Linked DNA regions of Homo sapiens: region 1 is linked to region 2. A link is a loop called in an ENCODE intact Hi-C map of the cell type or tissue named here. Cell type or tissue: Caco-2. All regions are shown on one strand. Each heading gives the region's core, and the rest is flanking DNA. Links, peaks and the distances in the headings are about the cores only.

Evidence for each region. Peaks named below come from ENCODE experiments on the same cell type or tissue, not always from the same donor. Only the 100,000 strongest peaks of a DNase experiment are listed, where the experiment ranks them.
Region 1: a loop joins it to region 2, with 18 times the contacts of the local background. A loop is called at or near these places in 8 of 110 quality-filtered maps.

The regions. Positions count from the first base shown.
Region 1 is chr12:45,125,842-45,137,397 of GRCh38, forward strand. No RefSeq gene overlaps it. Among named protein-coding and RNA genes, the nearest start is that of DBX2, 81 kb to the left of the region's middle. RefSeq lists an enhancer at 5,200-5,249. In Caco-2, for the core only: a CTCF peak has its summit at 5,147 (motif pointing right); a DNase peak (open chromatin) is centred at 5,150.
Region 2 is chr12:45,383,005-45,394,560 of GRCh38, forward strand. It overlaps ANO6 (anoctamin 6), which reads left to right. Exons shown (of 20, transcript NM_001025356.3): 11 at 5,157-5,299; 12 at 7,417-7,494. LOC105369743 (a long non-coding RNA gene) reads right to left here. Exons shown (of 7, transcript XR_944886.3): 7 at 7,688-7,764. Among named protein-coding and RNA genes, the nearest start is that of ANO6, 170 kb to the left of the region's middle. In Caco-2, for the core only: CTCF peaks have their summits at 5,742 (motif pointing left) and 5,968; a DNase peak (open chromatin) is centred at 5,737.

The sequences.
Region 1 (11,556 bases), core at 1,408-9,407, 260 kb before region 2:
CCTGGGCAACATAGCAAGACCCCTGTCTCAAAAAAAAGTAAGAAGAATCAACTGGCCTCTGATTTTTAATTTCCTGGTGAGCAGAGCAATACAATATATCAGAGGAGGGATGGAGAGCTGAATGCAGACTGGGGAGTCATGAGCCATGTCTGTTTGCCCCAAAGTACTGCTCATTTGAAGTTTGATTACCAAGCAGCAGTCAGTTGGTATAATCACATTTCAAGCCTTGTCAAATGCCCAGCTATTTTTCCACGATGACATTTCTGTCATCTCCCAACTGTAACACATCTCCACATGAGTATCCAGAAGTGGATTCATTACTCAATTTAAAAAAGGCGGGTCAACAGGTTGACTAAAGACTCACCCATGAATGTAGACTGAGTCATGACATATTCTCACAGCTGTCACTGATACCTGATTTTCTTCATCACCCAGGTATGTGTGCTTAGACTAGGCAGTCTTTCCCAGCACCTGCAGCCTAGGATTCCATTCTCATTTTGAATACTTCCATTTTTCTTCATTTATGTGCTGCCATTGCTTTTAATTATGACAACTTCTTGCACTTTAAAAGGAAACCAAGTTCAGCAAATGTCAAAAAATACTTGGCACTGATTAAAACAAAGATGACTGATAATAAATTCCCAGAAACCATTTCTGCTGCTGATAATGTGCTTCTTCTTCACCTGTGAGAAAAAAATCCTTTAGCTATCTAGGATTTTCATTCAAATGCTGAGAATAAAAAATAAAAAAAGATTTGAAGTGCTCAACATAACAGTACACAATATTTCATACTGGGGGTAAGGTTTACCACCAAAATAAGCAGTATAGATACCTTGATAACATCTTTTTCATTCCTATGCTTAGGCAAAATGTCTGTATAAAATAATTTTACCTTGTTGGATTAAATAGCATCTCCTGCAAAAGCAATGTATTGAGGTTTACTGCAAGATAAGTCTCACTCTTCCAGAATTTAACGTTTTTTCAACTGGCATTTCCCTTAGCTACAGGGTGATAACTGGCCTACAAAAAGTTAAAGCTTAAGGCACTGTAAGATTATATGACTTGTGAATCACCAAAGAGTAACTAAATAATGGCTAATCCTGATCTATGATTTGGATGTGTTGTGTGGTATTTAACAGCTGCAAAGATTTGAGTGTGTTGTGTAGTACTTAACAGCTGCAAAGTAGTAAAAAGGTATCGAACTGTAGTTCTCAGTCCTATCTTTGCAACTCTAGGTCTGTGAATTGGGACAAGTCAATTCATCATCCCTGCCTTCCTTCCTTCATGCATTCACCAAGAGAGGCAATGAAGATACAAACATGATTTAGCCAAAGTCTCACAAGAAATCTCTGATTGTCAGTTTCCTTATTGGTAAAATGGGGCTTTCTTAATGAGGATTAAAGAAAACAAAGTATGTCAAAGTACTTCATAAATGACTAAGAGCCATATAGATGTTAAATGTTATTATAACATTTTTATGCCCATTTTTTACCCCATTTTCACCCCATTTTCTCACCCTTTTGCTTTCTCTCTCCCTCTCTCTCAATATTTTTATTCCTGAACAGTTTAAAGATTAGTTACATCATCATGGCCCATCATTCCTAAATAATTCAGTGTGTTTCCTAACAATAGGAGTATTTGCTTACTATATTTATAACTATAGTACAATTTTCAACTTTAGTAAATTTGGCATTGATACAGTACTTTTATCTAATTTGCCATCCATATTCCAATCTTGTCAATTGAGATAGTAATGTCCTTTATAGCATTTTTTTTCTCCTCCAGTACAGATCTCAGCCTAGATCAAGTATTTATTTGTTATGTATTTTATAGTCTCCTTTTATCTAGAACACTTCCACAGCCTTTCTTCGTCTTTTATGATGCTGACATTTTTAAAGACTACAGACCTCCTCTTTTTTAAAAGAGAAAATTCCTAATAATTCTCTATTTCATTTTTTAATAATTATTTTGTATTCATCCATTTAAGCTTCTCTTCCTACCACTGGGAATCCAAAAGCCATCTCTGCATGAAAAAAAAAAAAACAGTACACACAGTGGTTGCCACCATGTCTGACTCGCCACCATGATAATGTAATGTTGATTTCTGTCCCCCTCCTCTTCTGCCCTCTTTCTCCCCCTTGTTCTTCTATTGTTCTGTTGATCCTTAGACTGCAACATCCTTTCCTATTATCTGAACTAAATGGATCATGGACAGAAGGTCGTGTCTGCTCCCATCATTCACATAACAAGGAGAAAGGGATGAGGAAGAGCTCATGGCTCTGACAATTCTACAAGAGAACACAATTACTTTTTGCTAATGGTTCTAAATCACCCTTGATTATGGTATTCCCCCACCTTCCTAATCCTTTTTAATTTCCTCCTACTAAACAAAAGATTTCCATCACAGTTGCCCTTCAGAGTTTCAGCACACTTCCTTGAACCTTATTTCATTTGACCCTTAGAACAACCAAATGTATTAGGTAGGATTTATTATCACCATTTTACACATAAGGAAACAGAGGCTCAAACCCATCAAGTGATTTTCCACAAGCTCAGGCGCTTAGATGTAGTAGATTCAGGCTGAATGAAATCCAAGGCTTCTTATTGCTTGTCCAATGCATGCTCACTACATCTTCATGCCTCTTTTATACCTGCAGATCTTATGTGTGGTGGCATTCACCCTGGCATGGTGGGTCAAGATGCAATGCACTGAGGTCAATCTGTGCCTTTCCTTTTATGGAAAATAGTGTAGGTATTTTTAAATAGTACATTTCGGATATATGGTTCTGAAGCTATTATTTAAACATATTTGAAATTTGGCAAAAATATAGAAATACATTTGTTGTAATATGCATTTAGAAAATGTGAAAGAAATATATAGCTCTGAGAAATGTTCCACAAGTGTCCATTAAAATTAGTTTCAGGTGTCAAGAATAACAGCTTTTAAGTAAAGAGTTCATTTTGTAAGTATAATAACTTGCAAATATGCACAGTCATGAAAAACAAACAGGAGACAAGGAAAGAATTTAAAAGATCCTGCCCGGCCTCCTTATTAACAGCAGAACAAATGCTCTTAGGAATACACAAATTTTTTTAGAGGGGGGCATTAACTACCTCATTTTACAAAAGTGGAAACTAAGAGAGAGTCTTAAGTGTCTTATATGTGGCCACACTAGTGATTTGAAACAGCCCTGGAGCTGGGTGCACCTGTAATCCCAGCTACTCGGGAGGCTGAGGTGGGAGGGAGGCTGAGGCGAGAGGATTGCTTGAGCCCAGGAGACCAGCCTAGGCAACACAGCAAGACCTCTATCAAAAGCAAAGCAAAGCAAAGAAAAGAAAAAAAAAAAGCAAAGAAAAAAGAAAAGGAGGCCGGGCGCCGTGGCTCACGCCTGTAATCCCAGCACTTTTGGAGGCCGAGGCGGGCAGATCATGAGATCAGGAGATCAAGACCATCCTGGCTAACACACGGTGAAACTCCGTCTCTACTAAAAAATACAAAAAAATTAGCTGGGCGTGCTGGCGGGCGCCTGTAGTCCCAGCTACTCGGGAGGCTGAGGCAGGGGAATGGTGTGAACCTGGGAGGCGGAGCTTGCAGTGAGCTGAGATCGCACCACTGCACTCCAGCCTGGGCGACACAGGGAGACTTCGTCTCAAAAAAAAAAAAAAAAAAAAAAAAAAAAAGAGGGAGAGAAAAGAAAAGAAAAGAAGGAAAGAAGGAGGGAGGGAAGAAAGGAAGGGAGGGAGGGAGGGAGGTAGGGAGAGAGAGAAAGAGAAGAAAGAAAGAAAGAGAGAGAGAGAAAGAAAGAAAGAGAGAAAGAAAGAGAAAGAATAGAAAAGAAAAGAAAAGAAAGAAAAAGAAAGAGAAAGAAAGAAACATCCATCCCTGAGAGTAGACTTTGTATCTCACGGCTGCTAGTCCAATGCACTTGCCTACATTTTATGAATGTTTTATGGGATATAAATTAAATTCTTTTTAATCCTCCCATATAAGATAAAACTATATACTTCCCTAAGTTATATAGAGCCAAGATAGACTTTTAGAAATATTTAATAAGTGGCCAGTTACGGTGGCTCATGCCTGTAATCCCAGCACTTTGGGAGGCCAAGGCAGGTGGATCACTTGAGGTCAGGAGTTTGAGACCAGCCTGACCAACATGGTGAAACCCCGTCTCTACTAAAAATACAAAAAAAAAAAAAAAAATTAGCCAGGTGTGGTGGCATGCACCTGTAATTCCAGCAACTTGGGAGGCCGAGGCAAGAGAATCACTTGAACCTGGGAGGCAGAGGCTGCAGTGAGCCAAGATCATGCTGTTGCACTCCAGCTTGGGCAACAAGAGCAAAACTCTGTCTCAGGGGAAAAAAAAAGAGAAAGAAATATTTAATATTGAAATAAACAAATACCTTTTTATTTTTTAAAAAAGAAAATTCATCATATGGGGTCTCCACTGAGGAAAATGTAGGTGAGATACTTTTAGCTTCAGGTAAGTAAAAGAGAGTAAAGTGTGCTAGAACTGCCTTTGCTTCTTCAAGGATTTTCTCAAAGTGGGCAGTCAGCTGGGGCTTAAAGTGTTTGTGACAATCAGATCCTTTTCAAGTTAATTTTTGTTTATGGTTCAAGGTAACAGTTGGGTTTATTTTCTGTAGATGGATGTTCAATTGCACCAGCACCATTTGTTTGATGTTCTGAACAGCAAGATGTAAGATTAACTGCAGAAAGTGTCAAACAATAAAACAGCACATAGCCAACATATATATCATAGAAGCAAGCATTCTTCCCCTTTAAGTAGACTTCCCTAGGAAATATAATTAATCTTTTAAAAACTGACCCAGATAAAATGGAGAACTTGTTTTCTCTCAAAATATAGTGAAAGGAAAGGTAAGTGCCCATGTTATTGTACATCATAAATGTTTTCATTAAGAATTTTCTTAAATCACAAATAGGAGTTAAAGAGAATAAAATTTCAAGAAGCACATGTGAAGCAATTGTTAGAATTCATCAAACATACAAGGTATAAGATTAAAGAGTATAAAATCTACAACTCACTTACTTAAGTGAGTGGGCCATAAATGCTCCAGTTCCAAAATGATTTGCCAGTTCACAGTGAGTTTAATTGTTCAAAAGCTGTCCACTTGGTGGCACCATGGTGCTGCCGCAGGAATGAGCCTGTTGATTTGGGTATGGGTTCAGTTAGGGACTGACTTCTTACATAGGGTTTTAGGACTCTTAAACATGCGGTCATACCGCAGTACCTGCCAACAACAAACAATTGCCTTAGTCATTTGCACAAGGGAAGAAAAAGAAAAAGACATTTTACATTGTTCAAGCAAAGGCAAAATGGACAGGGTTTAAGTGGACTTGTAGGGCAGGCTGCACAAGTAGATGGATGAAAGACAGTGCAGCATGTCTTTTTATCCACATTCTTAGGCAAAAATGCCTCTGCAGGGTTTTTTTTTCTTTTCTCTCTCTTATGAGTTGATTCTAAGCAGAAAAATTGACACTAAGCAACTTCAGCCCAGTGAAAGTTCAAGCTGAGCTGCATTTGCCCCTTAATATATATTGAGTGCCTGCTATGCCATCATTATTGGGCACTTTAAGTTACATTATAGAAGGCAAAACATAGTTCTTATCCTTGATGTCTTGCAGTCCACCCAGGAAGGTAAGATGTATGCATGAAGCAGTAATTGCTCAATTGTGTGCTGAAGACAGTGCTAACTGGAAGGCATAATTAGGAATGACTTCACTACAGTCTTTCAGTAGGTGGGACTCTGGCTGGTCTTAGAGAATGGCTTCATTGTGGAAGGCAGCAGATTTCTGCACAGCTGAGTAGAAACAGTGCAGGAGGGACCAGGGCTTCCATCACAGTCACTCTAGTGACATGGTTGGGGAAGGAGGAAGTCAGAGTCTCCTGCTCTGTAGCAGCCTACTGGAGAAGCAGCAGCCATCCCAGCTGGGTTTCCCAGCCCCTCCATCCAGCTGATTCACCACTCAATAAATCTGTTGACTCATAGATTGATTTTTAAATTATGTTGACTTTTTTCTTCCAGATATTAGAGTGAACACAATCGATTGATTTGTTTAATTTATAATTTATATAGTTGAGTTCAACATTTAGACACTAAATGTGTGGGATGTGTATAAATGAATTTGGAAAGTGAGGAACCTGGAGAATACATTCTACACCTCTTAGAAGAATGTTGATGGCATTTAATAGCTTGTCCCTCAATCCATATTGAAGTGTGTAGAGGCAAAATGATTTTAAGTGTAGGATATGCCTTTTAAAATATTTCAACAAAGAAAAAAGTACATAGTGCAGTGTGCCACAGTTTTAATAATTGTTGATTCTGGCTGATGAGTATGTGAGGATTATTGTACTATTCTGTTTTTATGTGCATTTGAAATGTTTTATAGTACTTGGGGGTTGCTGGCAAGATGGTCAAACAGGAAGAGCTCAGGTCTGCAGCTCCCAGCGAGATCGACGCAGAAGGCAGGTGATTTCTGCATTTCCAACTGAGTTACCTGGTTCATCTGATTGAAACTGGCTGGACAGTGGTGCAGCCCAAGGAGGGCGAGCGAAAGCAGGGTGGGGAAGTGCAAGGGGTCCGGGAACTCCCTGTCCCAGCCAAGGGAAGCCATTAGGGACTATACCGTGCACTCTCACACAGATACTGCACTTTCCCTACAGTCTTGGCAACTCCAGACCAGGAGATTACTTCTGGTGCCTACACCACCAGGGCCCTGGGTTTCCAGCACAAAACTGGGAAGCCATTTGGGCAGACACTGAGCTAGCCACAGGAATCTTTCTTCATACCCCAGTGGAACCTGGAACACCAACAAGACAGAACCATTCACTCCCCTGCAAAGGGGGGCTGAAGCCAGGGAGCCAAGAAGTCTGGCTTGGCAGGTCCCACCCCCATGGAGTCCAGCAAGCTACGATCCACTGGCTTGAAATTCTGCCTGCCAGCACAGCAGAGCTGTGCTCAACAGTATGAGCTCAACCTAGGATGCTTGAGCTTGGTAGGGGGAGGGGAATCCACCATTGCTGAGGCTTGAGTAGACAGTTTCACCCTCACAGTGTAAAGAAAGCCACCAGGAAGTTTGAACTCGGCAAAGCCCACCCAAGCTCAGCAAGTCAGCTGTGGCCAGACTGTCTCCTCTCTGGGCAGGGCATCTCTGAAAACAAAAAGGCAGCAGCCCCAGTCAGGGACTGGGGGAAGGGGCGGTTGTGGGTGCAGCTTCAGCAAACTTAAACATCCCTACCTGGTAGCTCTGAAGAGAACAATGGATCTACCAGCACAGTGTTTGAGCTCTGATAAGGGACAGACTGCCTCCTCAATTGGATCCCTGACCCCCATGTGTCCTGACTAGAAGACACCTCCCAGTAGGGGCGGACAGACACCTCATACAGAAGAGCCCTGGCTGGCATGTGGCGGGTGCCCCTCAGGGAGGAAGCTTCCAGAGGAAGGAACAGGCAGCAATCTTTGCTGGTCTACAGCCTCTGCCGGAGACAGCAAACTCCAGCAGACCTGCAGCAGAAGGGCCTGACTGTTAGGAGGAAAACTAACTAACAGAAAGGAATAGTATCAACATCAACAAAAAGGACGTCCACTCAGAGACCCCATCCAAAGGTCACCAACTTCAAAGACCAAAGGTAGATAAATCCACAAAGATGGGGAGAAACCAGGGCAAAAACGCTGAAAATTCCAAAACTTAGTATGCCTCTTCTCCTCCAAAGGATCACAACTCCTCACCAGCAAGGGAACAAAACTGGACAGAGAATGAGTTTGACGAATTGACAGAAGTAGGCTTCAGAAAGTGGGTAATAACAAACTCCTCCGAGCTAAAGGAGCATGTTCTAACCCAAAGCAAGGAAGCTAAGAACCTTGAAAAAAGGTTAGACGAATCACTAGTATAGAAAAGAACATAAATGACCTGATGGAGCTGAAAAATGCAGCGTGAGAACTTCATGAAGCATACACAAGTATCAATAACCAAACTGATCAAGCGGAAGAAAAGATATCAGGGATTGAAGATCAACACAATGAAATAAAGTGAGAAAACCAGATTAGAGAAGAAAGAGTGAAAAGAAACGAACAAAGCCTCCAAGAAGTATGGGACTATGTGAAAAGACCAACTCTATGTTTGATTGGTGTACCTGAAAGTGACAGGGAGAATTGAACCAAGTTGGAAAACACTCTTCAGGATATTATCCAGGAGAACTTCCCCAACCTAGCAAGGCAGGCCAACATTCAAATTCAGGAAATACAGAGAACACCACAAAGATACTCCTTGAGAAGAACAACCCCAAGACACATAATCATCAGATTCACCAAGGTTGAAATGAAGGAAAAAATGTTAAGGGCAGTCAGAGAGAAAGGTCAGGTTACCCACAAAGGGAAGCCCATCAGACTAACAGTGGATCTCTGGGCAGAAAACCTACGAGCCAGAAGAGAGTGGGGGCCAATATTCAACATTCTTAAAGAAAAGAATTTTCAACCCAGAATTTCATATCCAGCCAAACTAAGCTTCATAAGTGAAGGAGAAATAAAATCTTTTACAGACAAGCAAATGCTGAGAGATTTTGTCACCACCAGGACTTCCCTACAAGAGCTCCTGAAGGAAGCACTGAACATGAAAAGGAATAACTGGTACCAGCCACTGCAAAAACATACCAAATTGTAAAGACCATTGAAGCTATGAAGAAACTACATCAACTAATGTACAAAATAATCAGCTAGCATCATAATGACAGGATCAAATTCACACATAACAATATTAACCTTAAATGTAAATGGGATAAATGCACCAATTAAAAGACACAGAGTAGCAAACTGGATAAAGAGTCAAGACCCATCGGTGTGCTGTATTCAGGAGACCCATCTCATGTGCAGAGACACAAATAGGCTCAAAATAAAGGGATGGAGGAATATTTACCCAGCAAATGGAAAGAAAAAAAAAAAGCAGCTGTTGCAATCCTAGTCTCTGATAAAACAGACTTTAAACCAACAGAGATAAAAAGAGACAAAGAAGGGCATTACATAATGGTAAAGGGATCAATGCAACAAGAAGAGCTAACTATCCTAAATATATATGCACCCAATACGGGAGCACCCAGATTCATAAAGCAAGTTATTTGAGGCCTACAAAGAGACTTAGACTCCCACACAACAATAGTGGGAGACTTTAATACCCCACTGTCAATATTTGACAGTTCAACGAGACAGAAAATTAACAAGGATATCCAGGCACCTGAACTCAGCTCTGGACCAAGCAAATCTAATAGACATCTACAGAGCTATCCACCCCAAATCAACAGAATATACATTCTTCTCAGCACCACATTGCACTTATTCTAAAATTGACCACATAATTGGAAATAAAACACTCCTCAGCAAATGCAAAAGAATGGAAATCATAACAGTCTCTCAGACCACAGTGCAATCAAATTAGAACTCAGAATTAAGAAACTCATTCAAAACCACACAACTACATAGAAAGTGAACAACCTGCTCCTGAATGACTACTGGGTACATAACAGAATGAAGGCAGAAATAAAGATGTTCTTTGAAACAAATGAGAAGAAAGACACAATGTACCAGAATCTCTGGGACACATTTAAAGTGGTGTGCAGAGGGAAATGTATAGCACTAAATGCCTACAAAGGAAAGTAGGAAAGATCTAAAATCAACACCCTAACATCACAATTAAAATAACTAAAGAAGCAAGAGCAAACAAATTCAAAAGCTAGCAGAAGGCAAGAAATAACTAAGATCAGAGCAGAACGGAAGAAGATAGAGACACGAAAAACCCTTCAAAAAATCAATGAATCTAGGAGCTGGATTTTTGAAAAGATCAACAAGATAGATAGACTGCTAGCCAGACTAATAAAGAAGAAAAGAGAGAAGAATCAAATAGACACAATAAGAAATGATAAAGGGGATATCACCACCAATCTCACAGAAATACAAACTACCATCAGAGAATACTATAAACACCTCTACACAAATAAACTAGAAAATCTACAACAAATGGATAAATTCCTGGACACAGACACCCTCCGAAGACTAACCAGGAAGAAGTTGAATCCCTGAATAGACCAACAAGTTCTGAAATTGAGGCAGCAATTAATACCCTACCAATCAAGAAAAGTCCAAGACCAGACAGATTCACAGCCAAATTCTATAAGAGGTACAAAGAGGAGCTGGTACCATTCCTCCTGAAACTATTCCAAACAATAGAAAAAGAGGGGATCCTCCCTGACTCATTTTATGAGGCTAGCATCACCCTGACACCAAAACCTGGCAGAGACACAACAAAAAAAGAAAATTTCAGGCAAATATCCCTAATGAACATCAATGCAACAATCCTCAATAAAATACTGGCAAACTGAATCCAGCAGCACATCAAAGAGCTTATCCAGCATGATCAAGTCAGCTTGCATCTCTGGGATGCAAGGCTGGTTCAACATACACAAATCAATAAACATAATCCATCACATAAACAGAATCAATGACAAAAACCACATGATTATCTCAATAGATGCAGAAAAGGCCTTCAGTAAAATTCAACAGCCCTTCATGCTAAAAAACTCTCAATAAACTAGGCATTGATGGAACGTATCTCAAAATAATAAGAGCTATTTATGACAAACCCAAAGCCAATATTATACTAAATGGCCAAAAACTGGAAGCATTCCCTTTGAAAACCGGCACAAGACGAGGATGCCCTCTCTCACTGCTCCTATTCAACATAGTATTGGAATTTCTGGCCAGGGCAATCAAGCAAGAGAAAGAAATAAAGGGTATTCAATTAGGAAAAGAGGAAGTCAAATTGTCCCTGTTTGCAGATGACATGATTGTATATTTAGAAAACCCCATTGTCTCAGCCCAAAATCTCCTTAAGCTGATAAGTAAATTCAGCAAAGTTTCAGGATACAAAATCAATGTGAAAAACCACAAGCATTCCTATACACCAATAACAGAGATCCAAATCATGACTGAACTCCCATTCACAACTGCTACAAAGAGAATAAAATACCTAGGAATCCAATTTACAAGGGATGTGAAGGACCTCTTCAAGGAGAACTACAAACCACTGCTCAAGGAAATAAGAGAGGACACAAACAAATGGAAAAACATTCCATGCTTATGGATAGGAAGAATCAATATCCTCAAAATGGCCATACTGCCCAAAGTGATTCATAGATTCAATGCTATCCCGATCAAGCTACCATTGACTTTCTTCAAAGAATTGGAAAAAACTACTTTAAATTTCATATGGAACCAAAAAAGAGCCTGCATAGCCAAGACAATCCTAAGCAAAAAGAACAAAGCTGGAGGCATCACGCTACCTGACTTCAAACTATACCACAAGGCTACAGTAACAAAAACAGCATGGTACTGGTACCAAAACAGATATATAGACCAATGGAACAGAACAGAGGCCTCAGAAATAACGCCACACATCTACAACCATCTGATCTTTGACAAACCTGAGAAAAACAAGCAATAGGTGTGAGTTCATGTCCTTTGCAGGGACATAGATGACACTGGAAACCA
Region 2 (11,556 bases), core at 1,654-9,653:
ATGTGATACTGTGTGGTAGCATTTTACCCATAGTAGAACTTCTTTGAAAATTGGAGTCAATCCTCTCAAACCCTACTACAGCTTTATCTACTAAGTTTGTGTGATATTCTAAATCCTTTGTTGTCGTTTCAGTAATGACAGCATCTTCACCAGGAGTAGATTCCATCTCAAGAAACCACTTTCTTTGCAGATCCATAGAAAGCAACTTCTCATTCCTTCAAGTTTGATCATGAGACTACAGCAGTTCAGTCACATCTTCAGACTCCATTTCTAGTTCTTCTTGCTCTTTCTACCACATCTGCAGTGACTTCCTCCACTGAAGTCTTGAACTTCTCAAAGTCATCCATGAGGGTTAGAATCAACGTCTTCTAAACTTCTGTTAATGTTGACATCTTCACCTCCTCCCATGAATTATAAATGTCCTTAATGACATCTAGAATGGTGAATCTTTTCCAGAAGATTTCTGCTTATTTTGCCAACATCTAGCCAAATAATTACTATCTATGGCAGCTGTGGCCTTACTAAATGTATTTCTTAAATAATAAAATGTAAAAGGACTCCTTGATCTATGGGCTGCAGAACGGATGTTGTGTTCATAGCCATGAAAACAATATTAATCTCTGTACATCTCCATCAGAGTTCTTGGGTGAGTGGATGCATTGCCAATGAGCAGTAATTTTTTTAAAAGAGTAATTTTTTATGAACAATGGGCTTAAAATAATTCAACACACCATGTTATAAACAGATGTGCTTGTCATCTAGGCTCTATTGTTCCATTTAGATTACAGGCAGAGTAGATTTCACATAATTCTTAAAGGCCCTAGGGTTTTTGGAATGATCTAAGAGCGTTGGCTTCAACATGAAGTCACCAGCTGCATTAGCCCCTAACAAGAGAGTGAGCCTGTCCTTAGAAGTTCTGAAGCCAGGCGTTGACTTCTCTCTAGCTGTGAAAGTCCCAGATGACATCTTCTTCCAATGGGAGGCTATTTCATCTACCTTGAAAGTCTGTTGTGTGGCTACCTTCATCAATGATCTTAGCTAGATCTTCTGAATAACTTGCTGCCAGTTAGCACTTGCTACTTCACCTTGCACTTCTATGCTATGGAGATGATTTCTTTCCTTAAACCTCATGAACCAACCTCTGCTAGCTTCAAACTTTTCTTCTGCAGCTTCCTCACCTCTCTCAGCCTTCATAGAGTGGAAGGGGGTTCTGGCCTTGCTCTGAATTAGGCTTTGGTCTAAGGGAATATTGTGGCTGGTTTGGTCTTCTATCCAGATCATTAAAACTTTCTCCGTATCAGCAATAAGGTTGTTTCACTTTTTTGTCATTTGTGTGTTCACTGGAGTAGTACTTTTCATATCCTTCAAGAACTTTTCCTTTGCACTCACAGCTTGGCAAACTGGCACAAGAGGCCTAGCTTTCGATATGCCTTCCTCACTAAACTTAGTAATTTCTAGTTTTCATTTAAAGTGAGAGATGTGTGAGTCTTGCTTTCACTTGAACACCTTGAAGCCATTGTAGGGTTATTAATTGGCCTAATTTCACTACTGTTGCATCTCAAAGAATAGAGAGGCCAGAAGAGAGGCAGAGAGATGGGGAAGCAGCCAGTCAGTGGAATGGTCAGACCACACACATTTGTTAATTTTGCTGTCTTACATAGGTGGACTTCATGTTGCCCCAAAACAATTACAATAGTAACATCAAAGAAAGATCACTTATCACAGACCACTATAAAAGATACAATAATAATGAAAAATTTGAAATGTGAGAATTACTAAAATGTGACACAAAGTGGGTACATGTTGTTGGAAAAATGGCATTGATAGAGGCTCAACGTGGGGTTGCCACAAACAATCAATTTGTAAGAAGATAAAAACACTATCTGTAAAGCACGATAAATCAAGGTACATCTGTACAGGAGGTACTGAAGGCCCAAGTAGACTAGCATAGCAGGAAGTAAGGACAGTGGGTGGTTATGTGTAGAGGTGAGCAGTTGGAGTCAGCTGGGACCTCTGAGTGGATTATTCCCCAGGTGGTGGGGGTCCTCCAGTTTCTGGGTGGTTTCCTTCAGTTTGTTCATTCAGTGCATTCATTCGTTACATGCCTACTATGTCGTAGTGCTTCTGCTATGAACAAAACCAAATCCCTGCACATGTGAAGGTGACATTCCAGTGGGTATGATAGACAGTAGACCTAGAAGCAGATATAGGTTGGGATGCATGAGTGCTATGTATTAATATTTTGAAGGGCAGAAGAAGGGTTGACAAAGGGAATAAAATGGGCCCTTTCTGAGAGAATGCACATGACCGCTGGAATGATTGCATAATTACAGAGTGGGAGACAGAGCTGAGGGAGCTTCAGGGGTGGGGGCATATGCAATACTGGCAGTAGGATTCTTGGTAGATTAAAAAGTAGAGTCCTCTGTTGATGGAGATGTATGGGAGTTTATCAAGGGGATGCAGAACCTTGGGCTTTGGTAAGTGGGTGGTGTATGTTATGCTGCTTCATATGCAGCCTAGGGAGGGTTGGCTCATGGGTGGCTCATTCCTCCCAACAGGGTCTCTTTGGGGAGTATCTGCCACCTGAGACCAGCATGGCTCAGCTGGGCACCAAGACCAGCCAGTCACATGTCAGTCCACAAAAGGACATGGTGCCCTCTAGATTTCCATCCCATTGACAAAGAAGCCAATACTCACTTCATTTCCCCTTGGGCAGGTACAGAAGCACAAATGTCTGGGTTGTTTCTCAGTAGCCATCACCCTCTATATAAAACACTCAACAATTTGATCCTGATTCCAACATCCAGGTTATTTCTACTCTAACTTACTGGAAAAGTAGTAGTCAAAACAAACACTGCTAGGAAGTGAGTGCTTTTAAACATGTTCAGTTGTCTTTGCCATTGGGGAGTGTTGGATTCTTGCTCCTTACAGGTGCATCCCAAGACTGCCTCCTGCATTTCAGGCTGCCTGCTGCAGGGTCTGCAGGATTTCATTCTGGCTCTCTTCACTCTCTACTTCAGTGAGTCTCCACCCTGACTGCGTATTAAACCTTAAAAACAAAACAAAACAAAAACAAACAAAACAACTATGCTCAGGCCCCATTCCAGACCAAAAATCATAATTTATAATTTACAGGGTGGTACCTGGGCTCAGTATTTTGTAAAAGCTCCCTGGTCCTTCTTACCTGCAGCCAGGGTGTGATTACTACCCTGCATCTCATTTAATGGTCTTATTCTCTCATGGCCCCAATTGCCACTTAAAACAATGAAAATCCATCTCAATCCAGATCTTCCTCCTATGTTGTAGACTTTTACCTATCTACTGGACATTTCTTCTTGAGTAGTCCACATACATTGCATCTGATCATAACCAAACCAGGTGTCTCCTCTTGCACACTTGACCTTCTTAAGACACTTCCTATTTCCAAGGAATGCCACTAGAATTTAGGATATTGCCTAAGTCAGAAACCTGGCTAGCATCCTTCTGTCATACCTGCATCCATCTGTCATACCTGCATCCATCCGTCTGCCTTCTCAACGTCCCTCAAGGATCTTGCTGCATCATGTACCTGCCAGCAGGTCTCCCTGCCCCTAGTCTCACTCTAGACTACCTTCAAAGTCTCCTCCATCTGTACGTTAAACTCTCTAAACTCCTTTCAAAGCACAGAAAACCCTTTGTGATGTGCCCCTGCAGAGCTCTTACCTGGCTGCCCCACCTCCATCACACCTTTCACTTACTACCAGATTATTTGCAGTTTTGGGAAAGTACCTGGCCCTCTGGCCTCCGTGCCTTTGCATGCGCAGCTCCCTGGGGGTAGGTGGCCTTAGTGTTCCACCCACCACCACCTTCACCTGATCAGCTCTGAGGCATCTCAGGACTCATCACTGTGGTCCCCTCCTCTGGGATGGCCTTCCCCGAAACACCCAGTTAAATGTTCTGGTTCTGTGTGCCCAGAGCAACCTGTGCTTACCTTTATCATAGCCCTCTTAATAATCAACTATACCTGTCAGTTCAAGGACAGCATAATTCTCATATGCCTAGGAGCTCCTTGAAGCAGGGACTGTGTCTTGTTTTCTCTTTATTCCCAGCTGATAGTAGACACTCAAAGAATGTTTGTAAATAGAAGAGTGGTGATTACAGAATTTTTTTATAGGAAGGACTTAGGGTTCGCAGTCTGATTAGAAGAAGGGCATGGGGTATTTACCCTGAAACTGCATTTTTTCAATTAACATTTAATGTTTTTATTTACTATTTAAAGTTAAAAATTCTGAAAAATGATTCCTAAAAAATTATTTTAGTCATACATTATATAAGATTGAGAAAAATACTAGTTTTCCGTATGAATGAATATTAATTTATTTGGGACATCCTAAAGTATTCCTCTTCCCCTGTAGGCCCTTAGGAAGGAAAGGAGAGTACAAGAATGAGGGCACGGGGAAAAGCAGATGAAGGATGGATCATGAGCTCCTTTGGAACTGTGATCATTATTTGTGTTTTAGTTGGCAATAAGGTGCTGGAACATATGCTTCAGTGTCAGACATACTCACATGTCTTCTGACCATCACATTGCCTTTCCCAGCATCTATAGTCTATTTCATAATGTTGTAAATTACCAACATTTTTCTTTAAAATCATGTTTTTCCCTTTTAAATAGTAGTATCTCCTATAATTTAGATTTGATTTGCCATATACAAAAGTATTATGGATGATATGGTTTGGCTCTGTGTCCCCACCCAAATCTCATGTCGAATTATAATCCCCATGTGTCAGGGGAGGGGCCTGGTGGGAGGTGATTGGATCATGGGGTTGGATTTCCCCCATCCTGTTCTCATGATAGTGAGTGAGTTCTCATGAGATCTGATGGTTTAAAGCTGTGGCACTTTCCTCCGTGCTCTCTCTCTCCTATTGCCATGTAAGACGTGTTTTGCTTTCCCTTCACCTTACACCATGATTTTAAGTTTCCTGAGGCCTCCCCAGCCATGCAGAACTGTGAGTCAATTAAACCTCTTTCCTTTATGAATTACCCAGTCCAGGTAGTTCTTTATAGCAGTGTGAAAACAGGCCAGTACAATGGATAATTAATATTATTCAGTACAGATTTCTGAAACATCAGTCATCATTGAAAATCCACACAAGCTCTTCTGTCTCTCTGTTAGTTACCTTGTTTTTGGAGTTTTGGAAGCGACGCCAGGCAGAACTTGAGTATGAATGGGATACTGTTGAGTTACAGCAGGAAGAACAAGCCCGACCAGAATACGAAGCACGATGTACTCACGTAGTGATAAATGAGATTACTCAGGTAAGCAGGGTCGTATTTAGGTGCAGTTTAATCTACTTACTGCTGTGGTTCTCCTCCTTGGCCGCACATTAGAATCACTTGGGGGAGCTTAAAAAATATTGATACCTGAGTTCCATCACTACATACTCTGGTACTTAGTAACCTGGGGGTATTCTGAGCACAGGGGTTTTTTTTAAAGCTCCTTTGGTAATTCTGATGTGCAGCCAAAGTGAAGAAGCACTGCTTAGAACAGTAGACACAGGAGATAAATGGGGCCCCTTCTTTCATAAAAACAGTAAAAATACAAAAAAATAATTTTTACTGTGACATAGTGATATAAGGAAAGAGGCACTGGTTTTTATAGTTGATTCTCAATTTTTCACGTATACTTTCATTATTCCAGCCCCTTATTCATCCTAGACCAGCTGCCCCTTTATCTTGCAGTAAGCCTCAGTCACTGCTCCACCTTCTGGTTGGGATGTGCAGAAAATAGTGTGGCCTTTATCCTAAAGTTGGAGAAAGGATGGAGGAAGAAGGAAAGTATTTTTTGAGGTCCAACTCTGTTCAGGTACTGTGCTAGGTATTTTATGTCATTGGAAAGGTAGATTTGCTGCTGCTACCACTACTCCAAAGATAAAAAACTATATTCTGTCTGTATAAATATTCCAAAGTCCCTGAAAGATGATTTTTAAATCATCTGCATTCTTGCTTCTTTCCATCAACACAGAAAACTTTGAGCTGATTGTACTTGCAGTCATCAGCATAAGAACAGTAGGTTCTGAATACGAATAGCTCTTGGAAAGAAAATGCTTTTACCAAGAATGTCTGAAAGTGTTCCCAACTATAGGTTTTATAAATTGAATCACAGATTTACAAAATGTTGGCACTAAAAGGAACCAGAGGGAACAGTTCAACCTCTTCCTTTTACAAATGGGAAAAAACGAGGTTCAATTACCAGTAGAAAGTGACATTTGTCTTTCGCAATGTAAAAGCTTCAAATAATCCCCATTATGAATAGTTCCTGCTGTTTACTAGAGAGGACAGGGTCAAAGCATATGTTGTTGAAAGATTGTATATTCAGAAATGAAAGCCAAAACTTAAACAAAATTAGATGTTTATGAAGTAGTTTGAGCACTAAAAAATCTTATAATACCAGCAACATGGGAAAAATACTGAAGAAAAGACAATTTGGTCATTTAAACCTGCCAATTTTATAGTTAAAATTGCCAGCTTATAAGTTAAATTTCCCTTGAAGTGTTACTTGTTAAAACATTGCAAGTGAAGGTTCCTTTTTCTTTATGGTTATTCCTCGTTTCACTTTCATTGCCCACATACCCTCCCTTTGTTTAGAGAGGCCTATAGTGTGATGGTGAAGTCTCTGATGCCAGAGTTCATGTCTGACCACAGCAACTTACTAGTTGGGTGATCTTGGACCAATTAGTTAACTTCCCGGTGCCTCAGTGACCTCATCTATAAAATGGGAATAATACAGTTGTTTCCTCATGATCGCAGCTAAGGATTGAGTTAATGTATAGAAGCTACTTAGAATAGTGCCTGGCACAGAGTTAAATACTCTTAAGTATTTGCAGCTGTTATTAGGCTGCTCTTACAATACAGGTAAATCATGTAGAGGGTTGATTTCTACTCTTAAGAATTTAAATATATTTTTATGAACTATAAAATGGAAATCCTCTAAAAATTTATTCAAAGTTAATATATAAAGCCCAACCAAGAAACACATAGTGGATACCTAGTATTTGCAGACATCTAGGAAACTTTTTGTCCTGCCTGTGCTCTGCGCTATCATCACAGCGATTTCTAAAACCTAAGACAAGCCCAGAAGTATAGCTTTGCAGCTTGGCACCATCAGACACCCAGATTCCTGAGCTCGGGTCGTGGCCGATAAACAGTTTATTCATGCTTGCATTTTCCAAAAACTTATTAAAATGAACACTGCACATGTTTTGTGATGTGTGACTTTGAAATTGTTAACAAAAAAGTGCAATTATGAGTAAGGAGACTATGCTTGCAAACTAATTTTTTAAAATTAATTCTAAGATTTATTGGCGAGTCAGGAGAAAAATAATTTTATTACAGTAATCCCTTGATTGACTAAACTTTTTTGTTTTTGTAATTAGGAAGAAGAACGCATTCCCTTTACTGCCTGGGGAAAATGTATACGGATAACCCTCTGTGCCAGTGCTGTCTTTTTCTGGGTAATTCTATCACAAAAATGTTTTGAATGATTAAAAATGTTTTTATTATGTAACAGATTTTTTTAATATCTAATTTTAAATGTTGAGGAAACTAAATGCTGAGCCTGGAAACTATATGGTCTCAGAGAGACAGACAGATATTTCCAGATAACTATTTTAGCCACCACATAGAGCAACTCCCAAGGTTCGAGATACCTTATCTGTTCACAGAGGTTCTTCTAGTTCTTTTCACCTCATCTGTTAAATCAGTGATTCAGGATTTTCCAGTTTCTGGTGAAGACCAAATGGAAGGCATTAAGAATTCTAAAATTTTCCAACAGCAACAATCAAAATAAAATGTTGGCCAGGGGCGGTGGCTCATGCCTATAATCCAAGCACCTTGGGAGGCCAAGGTGGGTGGATCACCTGAGGTCAGGAGTCAAGACCAGCCTGGCCAACATGATGAAACCCCGTCACTACTGAAAATACAAAAATTAGCCAGGCAAGGTGTCACACACCTGTAGTCCCAGCTACTCGGGAGGCTGAGGCACGAGAGTCACTTGAACCCAGGAGACGGAGGTTGCAGTGAGTGAAAATCACACCACTGCACTCGACTGGGTAACAGAGCAAGACTCCATCTCAAAAAAAAAATAAATAAAATGTCTAGGAATACCCTTAACAAAAAGATAATAGGAACTATCAAAGAAAACATAAAAACTCTTGAAAGTTGTAAAGGATCTGAATGAATGATAATTAAATGAATGATTCTAGATAGAAACACATTTTCTGTAAAATATCAGTACTTACTAAGTTAGTTTTAGGCTTATTGATGGAATCATATTAGTGATGTAATAATTTAGTGTGAGTTTTAATGGCTCAAGAAGAGCCAGATTCAAGAATAGCACATGAAGCCTAGAAATAGCCCCTGATAGCAATAAAAATGTAATATGTCAGAAAAGAGGCATTATAAATCCATCAGACAAGTGGAGATTATTCAATAAATAGTAATGGAATACTTGTTAGCTATTTGGGGGGACAATAAATGTTAAAGTCTTACTTTAAACCATATACTATAATAAATTTCAAAAACATTAAAAAAAAAATTAAAGGCCAGGCATGGTGGCTCACGCCTGTAATCCCAGCACTTTGGGAGGCCAAGGCAGCAGATCACCTGAGGTCAGGAGTTCGAGATCAGCCTGGCCAACATGGCGAAACCCTGTCTTTACTAAAAATACAAAAATTAGCCAGGTGTTCACCTGTGATCTCAGCTGCTTGGGAGACTGAGGCAGGCGAATTGCTTGAGTCTAGGAGGTGGAGGTTGCAGGGAGCCGAGACTGCACCACTGCACTCCAGCCTGGGTGACAGAGTGAGACTCTGTCTCAAAAAAAATGTTAAAAAGGAAGTTGCCAAGATGGCCAAATAGGAACAGCTCCCATCTGCTGCTCCCAGCGTGATCAACACAGAAGACGGGTAATTTCTGCATTTCCAACTGAGGTACCTGGTTCATCTCATTGGGATTGGTTGTACAGTGGGTGCTGCCCACAGAGGGCGAGCTGAAGCAGGGCAGGGCATCGCCTCACCCAGGAAGCACAAGGGGTCGGGCGATTTCCCTTTCCTAGCCAAGGGAAGCCGTGACAGACTATCTGGAAGAACGGGACACCCCCTGCCCAAATACTGCACTTTTCCCAAGGTCTTAGCAACCAGCAGACAAAGTGATTCTCTACCATGCCTGGCTCAGTGGGTCCCATGCCCAAGGAGCCTTCCTGACTGCTAGCGCAGCAGTCTGGGATCAATCTGCGAGGTGGCAGCCTAGCTAGGGGAGGGGCGTCCACCATTGCTGAGGCTTGAGTAGGTAAACAAAGCGGCCAGGAAGCTCAAACTGGGCAGAGCCCACCGCAGCTCAACAAGGCCTAATGCATCCAGACTCCACCTCTGTGGGCAGGGCATAGCTGAACAAAAGGCAGCAGAAACTTCTGCAGACTTAAATGTCCCTGTCTGACAGCTCTGAAGAGAGCAGTGGTTCTCCCAGCACAGCGTTTGAGCTCTGAGAACGGACAGACTGCCTCCTCAAATGGGTCCCTGACCCCCGTGTAGCCTAACTGGGAAACACCTACCACTGGGGGCCGACAGACACCTCATATAGGGTGCTACCTCTCTGGGACGAAGCTTCCAGAGGAAGGATCAGGCAGCAATATTTGCTGTTCTGCAGCCTCCGCTGGTGATACCCAGGCAAACAGGGTCTGGAGTGGAACTCCAACAGACCTGCAGCTGAGGGACCTGACTGTTAGAAGGAAAACAGACAGACAGAAAGGAATAGCATTAACATCAACAAAAAGGTCATCTACACCAAAACCCCATCTGTAGGTCACCAACATCAAAGACCAAAGGTAGATAAAACCACAAAGATGAGGAGAAACCAGCAGAAAAGCTGAAAATTATAAAAATCAGAGCATCTCTTCCCCTCCAGAGGATCACAGCTCCTCGCCAGCAACGGAACAAAGCTGGACAGAGAATGACTTTGACAAGTTGACAGAAGTAGGCTTCAGAAGGTCGGTAATAACAGACTTCTCTTAGCTAAAAGATAATGTTCTAACCCATCGCAAGGAAGCTAAAAATCTTGAAAAAACGTTAGACAAATGGCTAACTAGAATAAACAATGTAGAGAAGACCTTAAATGACCTGATGGAGCTGAAAACCATGGCACGGGAACTTTGTGTTGCATGCACAAGCTTCAGTAGCCAATTCGATCAAGTGGAAGAAAGGGTATCAGTGATTGAAGATCAAATTAATGAAATAAAGAGAGAAGACAAGGTTAGAGGAAAAAGTAAAAAGCAACGAACAAAGCCTCCAAGAAATATGGGACTATGTGAAAAGACCAAATATGTGTTTGATTGGCGTATCTGAAAGTGACAGAGAGAATGGAACCAAGTTGGAAAACACTCTGCAGGATATTATCCAGGAGACCTTCCCCAACCTAGCAAGGCAGGCCAACATTCAAATTCAGGAAATACAGAGAACACCACAAAGATACTCCTTGAGAAGAGCAACCCCAAGACACATAATTGTCAGATTCACCAAGGTTGAAATGAAGGAAAAAGTGTTAAGGGCAGCCAGAGAGAAAGGCCGAGTTACCCACAAAGGGAAGCCCATCAGACTAACAGCACATCTCTTGGCAGAAACCCTACGAGCCAGAAGAGAGTGGGGGCCAATATTCAACATTCTTAAAGAAAAGAATTTTCAACCCAGAATTTCATATCCAGCCAAACTAAGCTTCATAAGTGAAGGAGAAATAAAATCCTTTACAGACAAGCAAATGCTGAGACATTTTGTCACCACCAGGCCTGCCTTACAAGAGCTCCTGAAACAAGCACTAAACATGGAAAGGAACAACCGGTACCAGCCCCAGCAAAAACATGCCAAATTGTAAAGACCGTCGATCCTATGAAGAAACTGCTTTAATTAACGGGCAGAATAAGCAGCGAATGTCATAATGACAGGATCAAATTCACACATAACAATATTAAACTTAAACGTAAATGGGCTAAATGCCCCAATTAAAAGACACAGACTGGCAGATTGGATAAAGAGTCAAGACCCATCAGTGTGCTGAATTGAGGAGACCCATCTCATGTGCAAAGACACATATAGGCTCAAAATAAAGGGATGGAGGAAGATCTACCAAGCAAATGGAAAGCAAAAAAAAGCAGGGGTTGCAATCCTAGTCTCTCATAAAGCAGACTTTAAACCAACAAAGATCAAAAGAGAGACAAAATAGGCCATTATGTAATGGTAAAGGGATCAATTCAACAAGAAGAGCTAAGAATCCTAAATATACATGTACCCAATAAAGGAGCACCCAGATTCATAAAGCAAGTCCTTAGAGACCTGCAAAGAGACTTAGACTCCCACACAATAATCATGGGAGACTTTAACACCCCACTGTCAATATTAGATCAACAAGACAGAAGGTTAACAAGGATATCCAGGACCTGAACTCAGATCTGCAACAAGCAGACCTAATGGACATCTACAGAACTCTCCACCCAAAAACAACAGAATATACATTCTTCTCAGCACCACATC